Regions from separate parts of the Homo sapiens genome. Here region 1 is linked to region 2. A link is a contact called in ENCODE Hi-C or POLR2A ChIA-PET data. All regions are on one chromosome and are shown on one strand. Each heading gives the region's core, a stretch centred on a gene start or an enhancer-like site at or near the end of the contact. The rest is flanking DNA. Distances are from core to core; before and after follow the strand shown.

Evidence for each region. Hi-C counts contacts between places; a loop is a spot of excess contacts on that map. ChIA-PET counts read pairs that join two places held with the same protein, here RNA polymerase II (POLR2A). Pooled maps may share reads with other maps.
Region 1: a loop to region 2 is called in a map with no recorded cell type, with 22 times the contacts of the local background. The contact joins the promoter of CAPN10-DT here to the promoter of PER2 in region 2. A Hi-C loop is called at or near these places in 1 of 37 single-sample maps with no recorded cell type and 5 of 50 pooled maps. POLR2A ChIA-PET finds 5 or more read pairs at or near these places in 1 of 52 experiments (MCF 10A).

Annotation. Positions count from the first base shown.
Region 1 is chr2:240,584,024-240,590,274 of GRCh38, forward strand. CAPN10-DT (CAPN10 divergent transcript) reads right to left here and starts at 2,293. Exons shown (of 1, transcript NR_103792.1): 1 at 1-2,293. CAPN10 (calpain 10) reads left to right here and starts at 2,711. Exons shown (of 12, transcript NM_023083.4): 1 at 2,711-3,029; 2 at 5,320-5,451. The coding sequence starts at 2,889. RefSeq lists enhancers at 458-527, 898-1,267, 2,258-2,437, 2,489-2,783, 2,722-3,548 and a silencer at 2,748-2,977.
Region 2 is chr2:238,285,889-238,292,681 of GRCh38, forward strand. PER2 (period circadian regulator 2) reads right to left here and starts at 2,722. Exons shown (of 23, transcript NM_022817.3): 1 at 2,461-2,722. LOC112268433 (a long non-coding RNA gene) reads left to right here and starts at 1,981. Exons shown (of 3, transcript XR_002959458.2): 1 at 1,981-2,009. RefSeq lists enhancers at 1,660-2,182, 2,267-3,161, 4,236-4,285 and silencers at 2,710-2,859, 3,200-3,469.

The DNA.
Region 1 (6,251 bases), core at 1,043-3,542, 2.3 Mb after region 2:
CGGGGGGAATGTCATTCTTCAGGGCTGAGGGAACATCTTTGCACCCTGGGGTAGCAGATGGGACCACAGGGCATGTGGAATGTCTTAGTCTGTTTCACACTGCTATACCTGAGGTTGGGTTTGTTTTATTTATTTATTTATTTATTTAGAGACGGAGTCTCGCTCTGTCGCCCAGGCTGGAGTGCAGTGGTGCGATCTGGGCTCACTGCAAGCTCCGCCTCCCGGGTTCACACCATTCTCCTGCCTCAATCAGCCTCCCGAGTGAGGGGCTGGGACTACAGGTGCCCGCCACCACACCTGGCTAATTTTTTTGTTTCTTTTTTTTTTTCAGTAGAGATGGGGTTTCACCGTGTTAGCCAAGATGGTCTCGATCTGACCTCGTGATCCGCCCGCCTCGGCCTCCCAAAGTGCTGGGATTACAGGCGTGAGCCACTGCGCCCAGCCAAGGTGGGGGAATTTATTTTTTTAAAAAAGCAAAACAGGTTTATTTGGCTCAAAATTCTGGTGGAAATTTCAAGATTGGGCAGCTGCACCTGGTGAGGGCCTCATGCTACTTCAACTCAAGGCAGCAAGTAGAAGGGGAGAGGCATGCACAAAGAGATTACGTGGCCATATGGCGAGAGAGGAAGCAAGAGACAACCGCAGGAAGGCTGACTCTCTAACCAGCTCTCATGGGAACTCACCCCTCCACAAAGGACACTAACCTATCCATGAGGGATCCACCCCTATTACCCAAACTCCTCCTACTAGGCACCACCTCCTAACACTGCCTCATTGAGGCTCAAATTTCAATACCATTTTGGGCAGGGGCAGACCACATGCAAATCACAGCATGGGGTAATAGTGGGGGCAGGTTGACACAGGGCTGCTGCCTACCCAGCACCAGCTGTCTCTTGGCCCCTTCCAGATCCTGGCAATCTGGCTACAGGCATGGGCCCAGCCTTGGACACAGATGTGGCCACAGGAAGCTGTTAGCTCTCCAGATCTGATCAGCCTGGGAGAGCGGCACAACAAAGGCTCCCAAAGGAGAGTCGGGATCCTCAGCTAGCCTCAGCTCTGCTACCCACCCATATGTGCCCAGAACAGGAAAGATACGTGTTTCTTACTCCTCCGGGACTCCTAGGTGAAGCTGAGACCAGGCTCTTCTTGAGTCCTCTCAGCTATGGTGCAACCACCAGCCTAGCAAGGAATCAGAAACATCTTCCGGAAGAGTCAGCACCATAGAGGGTGCTGAATGGGCAATGAAGCATCCCGGAGATGAAACATCTGGGCAGTGAGGCATCCCACAGGTGTTGGGCTATGCAGTCACTCCCTTTCTCAGACCGAGGCAAGTACATAAGCACTCTGGGCCCCTAATCAGGGGCCTGGGGCCAGGTGGGATGAAAACAGCAGTGTCCTGCCACCTGAACAACTGCTACTCACGCAGGCCCCACCTGGCCTCTCAGAGGGAGGAACCTGGGACTCCTGAACCAGATTCAGTTTCTCCTTCAACAGCCGGGACTTTTCGCTCCTGACTGCAGAAAAACAGCTTCAATGTGACCATCCTTGATAGTCCGAGGCTGAGTAAAATGGCCTGAGGAGGCAAAATCTGAAAAGCTCTATTAGGTGGCAAACTGCTGTCACTAGAAGAGTTGAGGCCCCCTTCTCCTCCCCTGCCTGACCGCCTTCATTCCTGGGAATGGAACAGGTTCTTGGGGCAAGGGTGAATCCTCGAGCAGGTCCCAGGATCACTATCCTCACCTCCCCGCGGCACTGAATGGCTATAGCTGTAAATGTGCGTCCACGGGGTCACTGTCCAGCCACCAGGACCAGGTGCCTGGCCATCTGGGGAATCGGAAAACGCTCAGCGGGATGCTCTGGCCACCTCCCCTGCCCCCAGTTAAGATGTAGAGCGTTCAACCTAAAATGCCTAGAAACAAAGCCCAGGCCCGGGAAGGTCGAACGAGTGCGACGCCGCTCCCTCAAGCTCTTCCCTCGGAGCCGTCTCATTTCCCAAAACTCCCAAACACATCACAGAGAGAGGTGTTGAGCCAGGTGGTCACTCCCTTTTCCAGAACCACAGCAAGAAGTTGAGCCTGCTGGGCTCCTAACGAAGGCCCTGGGGCCCGGTGGGATGAAAAGCCCTATTAGGTAGCAAACAGCTGTCACTAGAGGGGTTGAGGCCCCCTTCTCCCCTGCCTGACGACGACGGCGGCAGGAACTCGACCGGCGCCGGACAGCTCGCAACTTGCCTTACCAAGCGTAAATCTCGGTTCCTCCCAACTACCCGCGGCCACGGCCTCCGCAGCAGAGCGCCGGAAGCAGAGACGCGTTTCGGGAGGAAGGTGCATGCTGGGAGCGGCGGCGCATGCTGGGAGCTGTAGTCTGCGACGCAACTCGGCCGAGGTGGCTCCCTGGTCCCTGAAGCTCCCAGAGCCCGCGTGTTCAGGCGGTCCCGACACCCCGGCCCGAGCCTCACCGGCTGGAGGACTGAACGCCTGCCGGCCCTCCGGGTATGAGCGGAGGCCGGGATAGCCCTGGGCTCCGCCGCCCCCGGAAGGAAAAAATACAGTGCGGTCCGCCGCCCGACCACGAAAGAGCGGAGCTCGGGAGCCCCGCCCCCTGGGCCTCCGACGTCCGTGGCGCTTTCCGTCGCGCGAGTGCGATTGGGCCGCCTGTCACGTGACCCGAGACCCCACGCCCGGTTGGCTGCCGCCTGGTTACCAATGGGAGACTAGCGGGCCGGCGTACTGGCCTGGTCCAGCACCTGCGGGGCCCTCGGGCTTGGAGGGCTGGGCCGGGCGGGGAACGGGCGGGGCGGGCCGGAGGCGGCGGCGGCTGACTCGCCTTCTCTCCGGGGCTGCGACCCCGAGGCAACCGGCTGCAGATGGGAGCCCGCGGAGCCGAGGATGCGGGCGGGCCGGGGCGCGACGCCGGCGAGGGAGCTGTTCCGGGACGCCGCCTTCCCCGCCGCGGACTCCTCGCTCTTCTGCGACTTGTCTACGCCGCTGGCCCAGTTCCGCGAGGACATCACGTGGAGGCGGCCCCAGGTGGGGCCGTGTGGGGTGCGGTGGGCGCCGTTTCTGGTTTCTGAGATCTCCGCTCCTCGCAGGGAGCGGGGCGGGGTGGGCGGCCAGGGTAGCTCCGAACGCAGGGTCCGCCGTTGTTCTCCTCAGAAGTGGGCGCCCGGCCCCCTCTTTTCGTACCTCCTTCATACCCCCGCCCAGAACGAGCAGGACTCGGCGCTACCCTAAGGACGCTAAACTAGGTCGTGGCCTCCGCCTGCGAGAGCTCCAATCCAGGAGGCTCAGAGCGCTGCGAGAGGCGTTTTAACAGAGCCCCAAACCCCGCCCCACCTGTTTGCTTTCGCCCTGAAGAGCGTTTGTGTCTGCTCCTCCCGCAGAGAGGGCCGCTCGTGCCCCTCTGAAGTGGCTAGGCCGAGCCCACAAAGCAAAGCGTGATAGAATTTCAGTTTTGGATTTTGTGCACCTGCCTTTCCAGTTGTAACACCTAGAAATGGCACCTCCAAGGGATGCCCTGGCCGAGTGCTGTGTTCATATTTTTAGAAATGGTTTATCTGCTGAATAAGACTGCCCAGGGAGCAACCTTGCCCTAAGTGGATGCGGTCTTAGCGGAGACAACTGATGGCCGCCAGTCTTCGAACAGAGCTGGAACTTCTGGGCTCTCGTGACTGAGATGGCTTTGACAGGCCACCTGGTTTCCTTGGACAACACTGAAGGGCCTGGGAGGAGGCAAGGGTCAGACCATGTAGAGCCTTGTCATTGGAATTTGGGTTTTATTTTGTTAAAAGATTGATTTTAGGTGCAGCTGGAGGCCACTAGAGGGTTTTGGTAGAGGAGTGGTTCTCTTGGATGTGTGTTTTTACAAGCTCACTCTTGCTGCTGGGTGGGAAGTGGGTTGTCGGGGCAAGAATGCAAGGGTCCATTGTAGTGGTCCTGGAGAAAGATGAAGGGGCTCAGATTAGCTTGACGACTGTTAGGATGTGGGTTTGGAGTAGATTGGTTTGAGACGTACCTTGCAGGGGGGATCGAGAGGCCATAGTGACTGATTGAAATAGAGGGTGAGGATAGTGGAGGGATCAACATGCCTTCTGGGTTTCTGGCCTGAACAGGTGGGTGGATGGTGGTCCTGGGACAGAGCCTGGGGGTGACCTAGAGTTGGGCTTTGCTCTCACGTCTTCAGGTGGAGCTGTCCTGGAGGCAGGTGGATCTGTCCTGGAGGCAGGTGGATACGGAGCAGGGATAGGCTAGAGGCATTCTTCTGGGAGGCGGAGCATATTAGATGGTTTACAGTCCACAGCCTGGGAGAGTGTCTCGGGGGAGTATCAGTAAAGAAGAAGGGGGCCTTGGGGCTGAGCCTTGAGGAACCCTAACATTTCTTGGGGTCAGGCAGGTGCCCTGACAGATAGACTTGAGAAGCAGCAGGCAGTGAGGGAGAGGACACCCGGGGAGCATGCGGCCTCACAGAAGCTGAGTGGGGACCACCTCAGGGGCAGCAGATGGCTGTTCTGCTGTTGTGAATGCTGCTGAGTAGTTGGGGAAGAGAGTTGGGACCAAGAGAAGCCCAGTGGGTTTGATAACATAGAGGTGACAGCGACATTGATCGAGGCAGTTTAGGGGCCATGATTGGCTCAGAAGCTAGAGGAGCCTGTGTGGAGAGTGAATGGGAAGCAGGTAGTGGGCATGGCAGCTCTTTCAAGAGCTGTAATGAAGAGAAGCCTGAAGGAGACTATGGTGCTGAGAGATAATGTCTTAAAGAACATGGGGGTGGGATTCTGCCCGGGGAGCTGGAAGGGAAGGAGTTGTGAGAGGAGCCCAGGCTCTGAGGGCAGGAGAGAGGGTCAGGTCCAGAAGCAGGAGGCAAGGTCGAAGCTCAGAGGGGTGGGCAAGGGCAGTGTGGATGTTTTGAGTAGACGGGGAGAAAGGGGAAGGTATATGATAGTTAGGGGGTGTGGGAAATGGAGCCTGCTAGAGAAACAGATTTCCAGCAGGATGGAGGACACATTTGAGATTTACCAGCATGAGTAAAAAGTGAAACTTTTCGAAGCCAACATTTAGCTGTTTTGAGAAGGAGCTTGCTAGAGTTTGGGATTTTTCCAGTAAGGAAGGAAGGCACCCCAGAATTAAGCTGGACAGAGGCATTTGAAGCCAGGAGCTGAAGGACACCCGCTGCAGGAAACCACCTTCCTGTCCCTTTTTGGGTAACACTGATGATCGGAAAAGCTCCACCCCAACTCCTGTCATCTAGAGCCTTGGGTTCTTAGTTTGAAGGGTTCCACAGCAGGCATGATCTAACTCTGGACAACTTTCTGTATCTCAGGAGATTTGTGCCACACCCCGGCTGTTTCCAGATGACCCACGGGAAGGGCAGGTGAAGCAGGGGCTGCTGGGGGATTGCTGGTTCCTGTGTGCCTGCGCCGCGCTGCAGAAGAGCAGGCACCTCCTGGACCAGGTGCGGGGCCCCTTCCCTGTGTTTGTCCTGGAGCCGGTTTCTTTTTGCGTTTCTCCAGCCTGCTGAGTACCAGGAGGCCTTGCGAAAGCAGAGCTGTGCCGCAGCCGGATCTCCTGCTGTGTTGGGGGAAGGCAGGAGAGTTCCAAGGCAGAGGCTGAGGACTGCACTCTGTCCCTCTGCTGCAGGGGGGGGTGCCTTGGCCTCGCCAGAAGGCTCCATCAGGGAGGTTCGCCCTGCTCTGTGCTCTCCTGACCCCCGGACTCCATGGAGTCAGATCACCACGTTTAGAATAAAGAGACAAATGTGCCAGCTCACAGGAGGACGGGGCTGGCTGGCAGCCTCTGCCTCAGATCTCTCCTCAGCTAGCTCGCTGGTTTTCTTACAGGTTTTGAATATAAGTTTGCAAAAAGTTATTAAACCTGTTTCTGTGGGTAGACAGATACTCTGGGAGGAGAAGGCCTTCTCAGGTTTTCCTTACCTGGGAGTGTTCACCGTTTTATGCTTGGCTTGTTGCTAAGTGTTGCTGATTAATGCAGCGGCGTCAACAGTGTGACCTCATTCAGAGTTTCACTCATGTCCCAGGCCCCATGGTAAGCGTGTCACAGTCACTGGCTTTCAGACACATGGTCTTACCAGCTTTGACTTTTTTTTTAAACGAGAGTGCTAAAATCACTGCCATTGTGTTTCTGGCCGTAAAGTGGCAGAGCCAGGACCGCACCAGGTGCCTGGTGCCCAGCCTGCACTCCCCCGATGCTGGGTCAGAATGCTTACCCCTGAAGGAGCCCTGCGGTGGACGCTGT
Region 2 (6,793 bases), core at 1,472-3,971:
CTGGTAGGAGCCAACTCCCTGAGGCCAGCCTGCTGTAATCCTGAGAAAATGTTTGTCCTGCTAAATAAACAGCCGCACTCTCCATGGCAACGGTTGGGTAACTGAGGAAAATGTGACCGCAGCCATCCAAATATGGAGGGAAGGAGGTGCACCGGGGAGGCATTGTCTTGGCCTCACTAGGACACCTTCAATGATCTCAATTCAGACTTTTAAATCCCTACATTTTTAGAACTACAAGACTTTAAAGCAAATAAAGGCAAAAGTGTCAGCCTCCTAGCTCCCCGGTGGTCAGGGACTGAGCTACTCCGAATTGCAGGAAGCTCAGGCATCTGCTCCTCCTGTACCTGGTTTCTTAAAGAGTGGATTCTGATTCCTCTATGTCACCCCAGGAAGAGCACGAGGAACCCTTCGAGGCCGGTGAGGGTTCAGCACGGCAGCTCACTCTGTCTTGGGAACTACCAGTCTCTGAAAACCAAGTGGCCTTGACTCCTGTCACCAGTCACTGCTATTCATTTACTGCTTCTAATTTGCTCTAGACTTGGAGATATGGTAACAAACTTGTTACAAATGTGTACACGATGAGCATAATGAGTTGAAAGGAGGGCCTGGTCCCTAGGGGGGAGTGCGTGGGCTGGGGGAGGGGTCCATCAGAGGCCCCCTCTAGACTAATTCTCCCTTGGTTCCCAAGGTGGGCCAGCTTTCCAGAAGTGTGGCGACAGTCTCTGCCAAGCTTATGGAATTGTGTGTTTCTGGCTCCCTCTGCCAAACAGAGTAGTTTTCAAAAGGTAAAAGCACACCCAGAGCCTGTCTTTCTTCTGACTAAACGCCAAGTGGCCCTGCCAGCTGTTCAATGACCTGACAGAGCCGTGGTTTGCCGAGTCCTGGTGAAGTTACATCATCGCTTAAAAACAGCAGTGTGACTACCAGTATTTTTGAGAAAGTTCAGTGGGTACGAGAAGTAGTGCACAGGAGAGGAATCTTTCCTTTTTCCTTGTAAGCACTGCAGACGTGGCTCACAGGAGAACATTACTTGGCCCAAAGGCAAGAGCATATCAGAAGCCTCTGTCTCCTGCGAGAAACCTGGGAAAAATCATCTGTAGGGTAACAGAAAACCAAAAACCTGGGAATTAAAGTAGACCTCTGAGACTGCCCAATCTGAGCCCCTCCAAACAAACAAGGAAACTGAGGCCCAGACTGGGAGCCAGCAGCAGCCAGCTGGCTGACACAGGGCTCCCCCTTCCCACCTGGCACTCCAGTCTCCACAGAAAGCCAGGGCTGCGTTAGTTCTGTACCAATGAATCATACCAAGGCGACAGTGACAGATAACTGCAAACACCCACGGTGCCATCCCCGCGCTGGCACACCACACAGCTTCCACTCAAAAAAAACGGAGTCCCTTTCTTCATTATAGTCATATAGCACACAAAAATCAATTCACCTTGTATTTTAAAACTCAATTTCCAAATAAAGCCTTCAGGTAGAGTCCTGTTTTCTTCTCAGGCACACCCAGCCTGGGACCAGAAGCCCCAGGTGGGGGTAGAGGGTGGGCCAAGAAGTCTAGCAGTCCTGCTGTGCCATATACAGGTGAGAGGCGTCCATGTGGGGCTTTAGCCACCGTGTGGGGTTCTTAACACATTTCCCGGACTTAAGGCCCTTCCTCCCAAATTCCAGCCCACCCAGGATTCAGCACGCAAGTGGAGGCCATCACTGAACCTCTGAAGCTCATCCTGCCCCAGGACGATGGGAAGATCCTGCAGACAGCCTGGGCCTGGGCCTCAGTTTGCTCATCTGTCAGGCTGAGGGGTTACTCTGGGTGATTTTCAGGGTGCCTTCTGGCTCTGTTGTTCTGTATGAATCAGCTTTCCAAACGGGTTCCTTCTGTGTAGGTTACAGAAACCCTGGCAACCAACTCGTCATCCCTTACCCTGGCCTTCCTGAAGGGGGAAGCAGGCCACCTCCCACCCCCTGGTCTATGTCTGGGACTTGGCAGCCAAAGTACATCCCAGAAGGTAGGCGCGACTGCTGCACCAAAGAGTGGACACCCCCATTCCCTTCTATCCAGTCCGGGGAAAGGGAATTAATACAGGGTGGTCCAGGGGAGGCAAAGGGGCGAACATTAGAGGGTCTCCCCGCCCTCAGGTTCCCAGGCCTGGCTTGGCACCGGGACTTCCTTGTCCCTCTGATCACCCATTCCAGGAGACCCGTGGGTGTCCAGGAAAAGCTCCTAGATCAGCGCCCCTCCATGGCCCTTCCCCAGCCCAGGACTTAGCCCTGTGGCCTCAGAAGAGGCAGTCAGCTCCCCGAGGGTCCTCCAGATCCCAGGGCCGGCTGCGCTGACCCTTGGTTTCCTTGGCCTTCCCCATGCGAGGGGAGGGAGGGTTCCCAAAAGAGAATCGCCCACGGAACCGCAGCCCGCGCGCAGTCACTCGGTAGCTCGGTGCCCTACACACGCTGCCTCACCTTTCGGACCTCAGGCTCCTGAGCTGCGAAGCGGGGGTTCGAGTCCCCAACCCTCGGTGTCACCGCAGTTCAAACGAGCGCACCCTGCGCGCGGCTCGACCACTCTCCACCTGGGACAGGGCCAAGGGCACACGCCCCCACGCCGGCGCCGTTTCAAGCCGAGGAGTCCAGCAGCCCAAGGAACTTCCGGCGGCGCCTCCGCTGCCCGAGCCGGCGCTGGGACCCCGACCTGCCCGAGGCCCGCGCGCCGGCGGCGGTTACGTAAGCCGCAGCGGGGCCGCGCCGCGCCACTTACCGCCGGCCGCGCCCGCGTCAGCCCGTCCGCCGGTCCCTCCGCCGACTCGCGGCTCTGTCCGCCCGGCCCCGCGCCCGCCGCCGCCGCCCACAGCTGCACGTATCCCCTCAGCGCCGCCGCCTCCGCCGCGGCCGAGTCGCCGCTGTCACATAGTGGAAAACGTGACCGCGCGCGCCGCGCCCGCCCCCGGCCTCCGCCATTGGCCGCGACTCCGTCTCATCTGCATACATGAGGGGCGGGGCCTACGAACGCCGCGCGCCCATTGGTGGCCGCGCCCGTCGCTCTTTTTACATAAGACGCACATGGAACTCCATGTTCACCTCGTCGGTTCCTCAATGGAGACGCGGCGCGTTCGTGCTACCCGTCGTCCTCCCTAGTGGTCTCATCCACTTCCGGCGTCGGCGCCTTCCATTCACTACGCCCTCAAGCCCGCCAGCTCGGGGAGCGCGGAGTGGCGCGTACCATTGCGGGCGGGGGAGCTGGGCGCGGGGCTCCTGCGCACCTCCGGCCGGCCTGGCAGACCCGGCGCGCCGAAGCCGGACGAGGGAGACCTCCACCTCCGGCCACCGGCCAGAGGCGCGCCCCCAGCGGCCAGGGCCGCGGGAAAGTCCGCGCGGCATGCTTCATTCACGCATTCACATTCATTCATTTACTCATTCACTCACTCATTCATCGCGGGGCCCCGGAGCAGCCCAGGAGAAGGTGGCAGCACCGCCCTGCAGCAGCTCCGGGGGCACGCCCACCCGGGCCTCTGAGGTGCCTGTGGTCGACACTTGTCCCGGCAGCTACCAAGTGACCTTTCTTATTTTTGAGACCACGTGTTGCAATTTTTGGTTCAGGAAATAGAGTCATTGTTACTCTGGGGAGGTACAAAAGAAAGAAATGATGTTGTCCCTGCCCCCAAGCGCATCACTAGGGAGAAAGGACTATCTCATAAAAAGGAAACTTAATCAAATGCTAAATTGGGCGATGTGGGCTATAAATTAACCAGAGCTATCCCCACAGGCTCCGTGAGAAAGGCAGCACTTCCAAGGCGGGTAAGATGGGCCCTGAGAAAGGGACGCCTTACAACGGTGCAAGCCGTAGAGACGCAGGAGCCAGGGGTAGGAGGTTGTCCTGGGAGACAGCGCGGGACCCTGCATCACCTTGTTTCGGTAAGCATTGTGTGGGGCATGTGGAGCCTCTAAACTTCCATTTAAAGTGTCAGGAGAAAGAGTACAATTTCCCCGGGTCTGGGTAGAAGCCTGAGACTTACAGGACAGGAAGGAGCTTTCAGGCTCCCACGCAGCAGGCTCTGAATGTGTAGGCTCTCATGGGGAAGGCGAGACTGTCCAAGAAGCTGGAGCCCGCAGCATCTCTCTTTACTCTTCTTGTTCTTCTTTACCTGGACTCACCTGGGGACCAGGGATGGGACAGAAGGAAAAGTTATGAACCCACATCAGGAATTCCTGAGTGTGATAACTCCTTCTCTTCTACTTGACAAGGTGTGTGTGCAACTTCTCAGATGCAAACCAGGGCAAATACCAAGTTCATCGGGGCAGCCCTTCCCACAGAAGCCCCGGGAGGCCTGCATGCTGTTCACACACTCAGTCAGGTGGCCCCTCCTCCTGTTCCTCTGACATTGACACCTCGACACACTCCCCGCCCCCTCTCCCTAACACATACACACACAAATGCCAAGCAAACCCAGGCCCGGCTGCTGCGCCCTGCACACACCCAAAGGCTCTTTTGTTTCTTCCCTCCCATTGACGTCAATGGGGAGCTCCATTGTTCTGGAAACAAGAGTAAACAGACAGCTCATCCACACCTTACCGAGATTCTTCTTCATGCTTTTGCTGGGTCTTGCTCCATATTCAGCCTGCTACCTGATGTCACATTTCCTCCCTAAATGTAGCCTTTTTTATTTCCACCAATAAATCTGGTAGAAATATATTGAAATCAATTCTTTTAGAAATTATCAAGTGCTTTGGGCTCTAGGACTCTTCAGAATCTCATCTATTTTCAGTGATTCACAGCCAGTTTCTTCTTTCCTATTATTGGAAATTTGTGTACACTCCACAAATACTTGTTGACACCTGAGTGTTGAGGGGCATGCAAAAATACATCTCACTGCATCCCTGCTTGTAAGGAGTTGGTGATGTAGAAGGGGGGAGGAGGCAGATTCAGAGGCAATTTTGTCTAAGTTGTGGTGTGTAGGTCCTGAGGGAATAGGACAGCCATGGACAGAAGCCTCCATCCCAGCTCCAACAGAGGACAGCGCTCAGGGGATGAGCTCCTACAATCAGGCCAAGTGCATGGATGCCATTCTTGCTGAACCAAGATGGTGACAGAGAGAGAGCGCAAATTGGGGCAGTCAGATTGGAGAAGGAAGGGGGATGAACCCTTTCCTAGCCAGCCCACACTGGCCAGCTGTCACCTCCAGCACGGAGCTCAGAGCTCTTGGATAGGGGAATTGCTGTTGGCACTGTGGGAGGCAGGCTGGCTAGGAGACAGCTAGTCCTTTAGTTGGGGGTGGAGGTGGAGTGGTAAGCCAGGGTCCCCACCTACCTTGGGAATGCTGCCAGTGGGAGGAGCTGGCCTCCCAGCTAAAGGCTGCTTGGCCCCTGCTCCACCCACTCCCACCAGCCTGTTTCCACCAGTAAGCCTGGCCCAAGTTGGCCCACCCATCTATGTCTGGGCCTGCCTGTAGGGCCTCTCTGCACCCAGGCCTCCATGCCCTTGCCAGTCCACTCACTGGCCCTCTCATTCACTCATGCACCCAGCCAATTGTTTACTGAGCAACTACTATGTACCAGGCAACTGTGCTGATCACTGCTTCCTCTCATTGTAGGTGGCATGGTTTGCGGGTTGGCTAGCTGGAGGGCCAAAGGACAGGCGGCTAGGAAGAGAATTCCCTCTGCAAATGGAGGAGGTGGTGGCCAGCAAAGTCTCTCTAAAGAGATGGAGGGGACACTGTCAAGCTTTCTGGCCCCCTAGTGCTGGAGCCCCTTTCTTGGGCCTAGGGACATTGGAGATGATAATGCCCAACCCTTACTCTCCAGCCTCCCTTGAACCCAGCGCTGACCTACGGCTGACCCCAGCTTGGCATGGTGGCAGCTCCTGGCAGGGAGACCCTCAGCCAGCTCACAGAGGTGACCTCAAGGGCGCGGGCACCTGTGTCCAGGGTCTCAGGGTGAGACAAGGACAACTTGCCTCTAGTGACCCGAGGGCAGGTGCCTGTCCCTGGACATGAGGTGGTTTGCGGACCGGTATAAAGAAAGTATCTTCCAGCTCTTTGGGAGGCCAAGGTGGGAGGATTTCTTGAACCCAGGAGTTTGAGAACAGCCTGGGCAACATAGTGAGACACTGTCTCTACAAAAAACAAGAAAGCCAGGCATGATGGCATGTTCCTGTGGTCCCAGCCACTTGGGAGGCTGAGGCAGGAGGATCCCTTGAGGCCAGGAGTTCGAGGTTGCAGTGAACTGTGATTGCATCACTGCACTCCAGGCTGGGCAACAGAGCAAGACTGAGATCCTATCTTTTCAAAAAAAGAAGAAGGCATCTTTATCATGCTAGCTACCTACTGAGAAGGCTTTTTGATTTTTAAACTAAATATAGATCCAGGGAGGCTGTTCTTTGTTTAGGGGAGACATGTGGGTGTGATGTGCACACACGTGTTCTCATATGTCTTCCCCAAGGAAGTCACAAGATTGAGCCATCCACGATGGGTGTGCAGTCCCCATCTTTCTTCGCCTCACCCTGGAGAAGAGCCTGGGGAAAGGAGCTTGCTTGGAGCCTGGAATGTAAGCATCCATGTCCCAATGGCTCCTTTGCAAAGGATGCCCTAGAGATCACAGAGCTGGTGGCACAAGCTAGGACCCGCATTTGATGTGGAATAGAATGGTGAGAGTGGGCATCCTTGGCCCGTTCCACCCTGGGGGAGGAAGTGTTCAGTATTTCACCACCAGGTATGATGAGCCTTAGATGTTTGTTTTTTTATAAATGTCCATTGCCATATATTCTAATTCGCTAAGATTTTTGTTTTTCTTTTTTATAGAT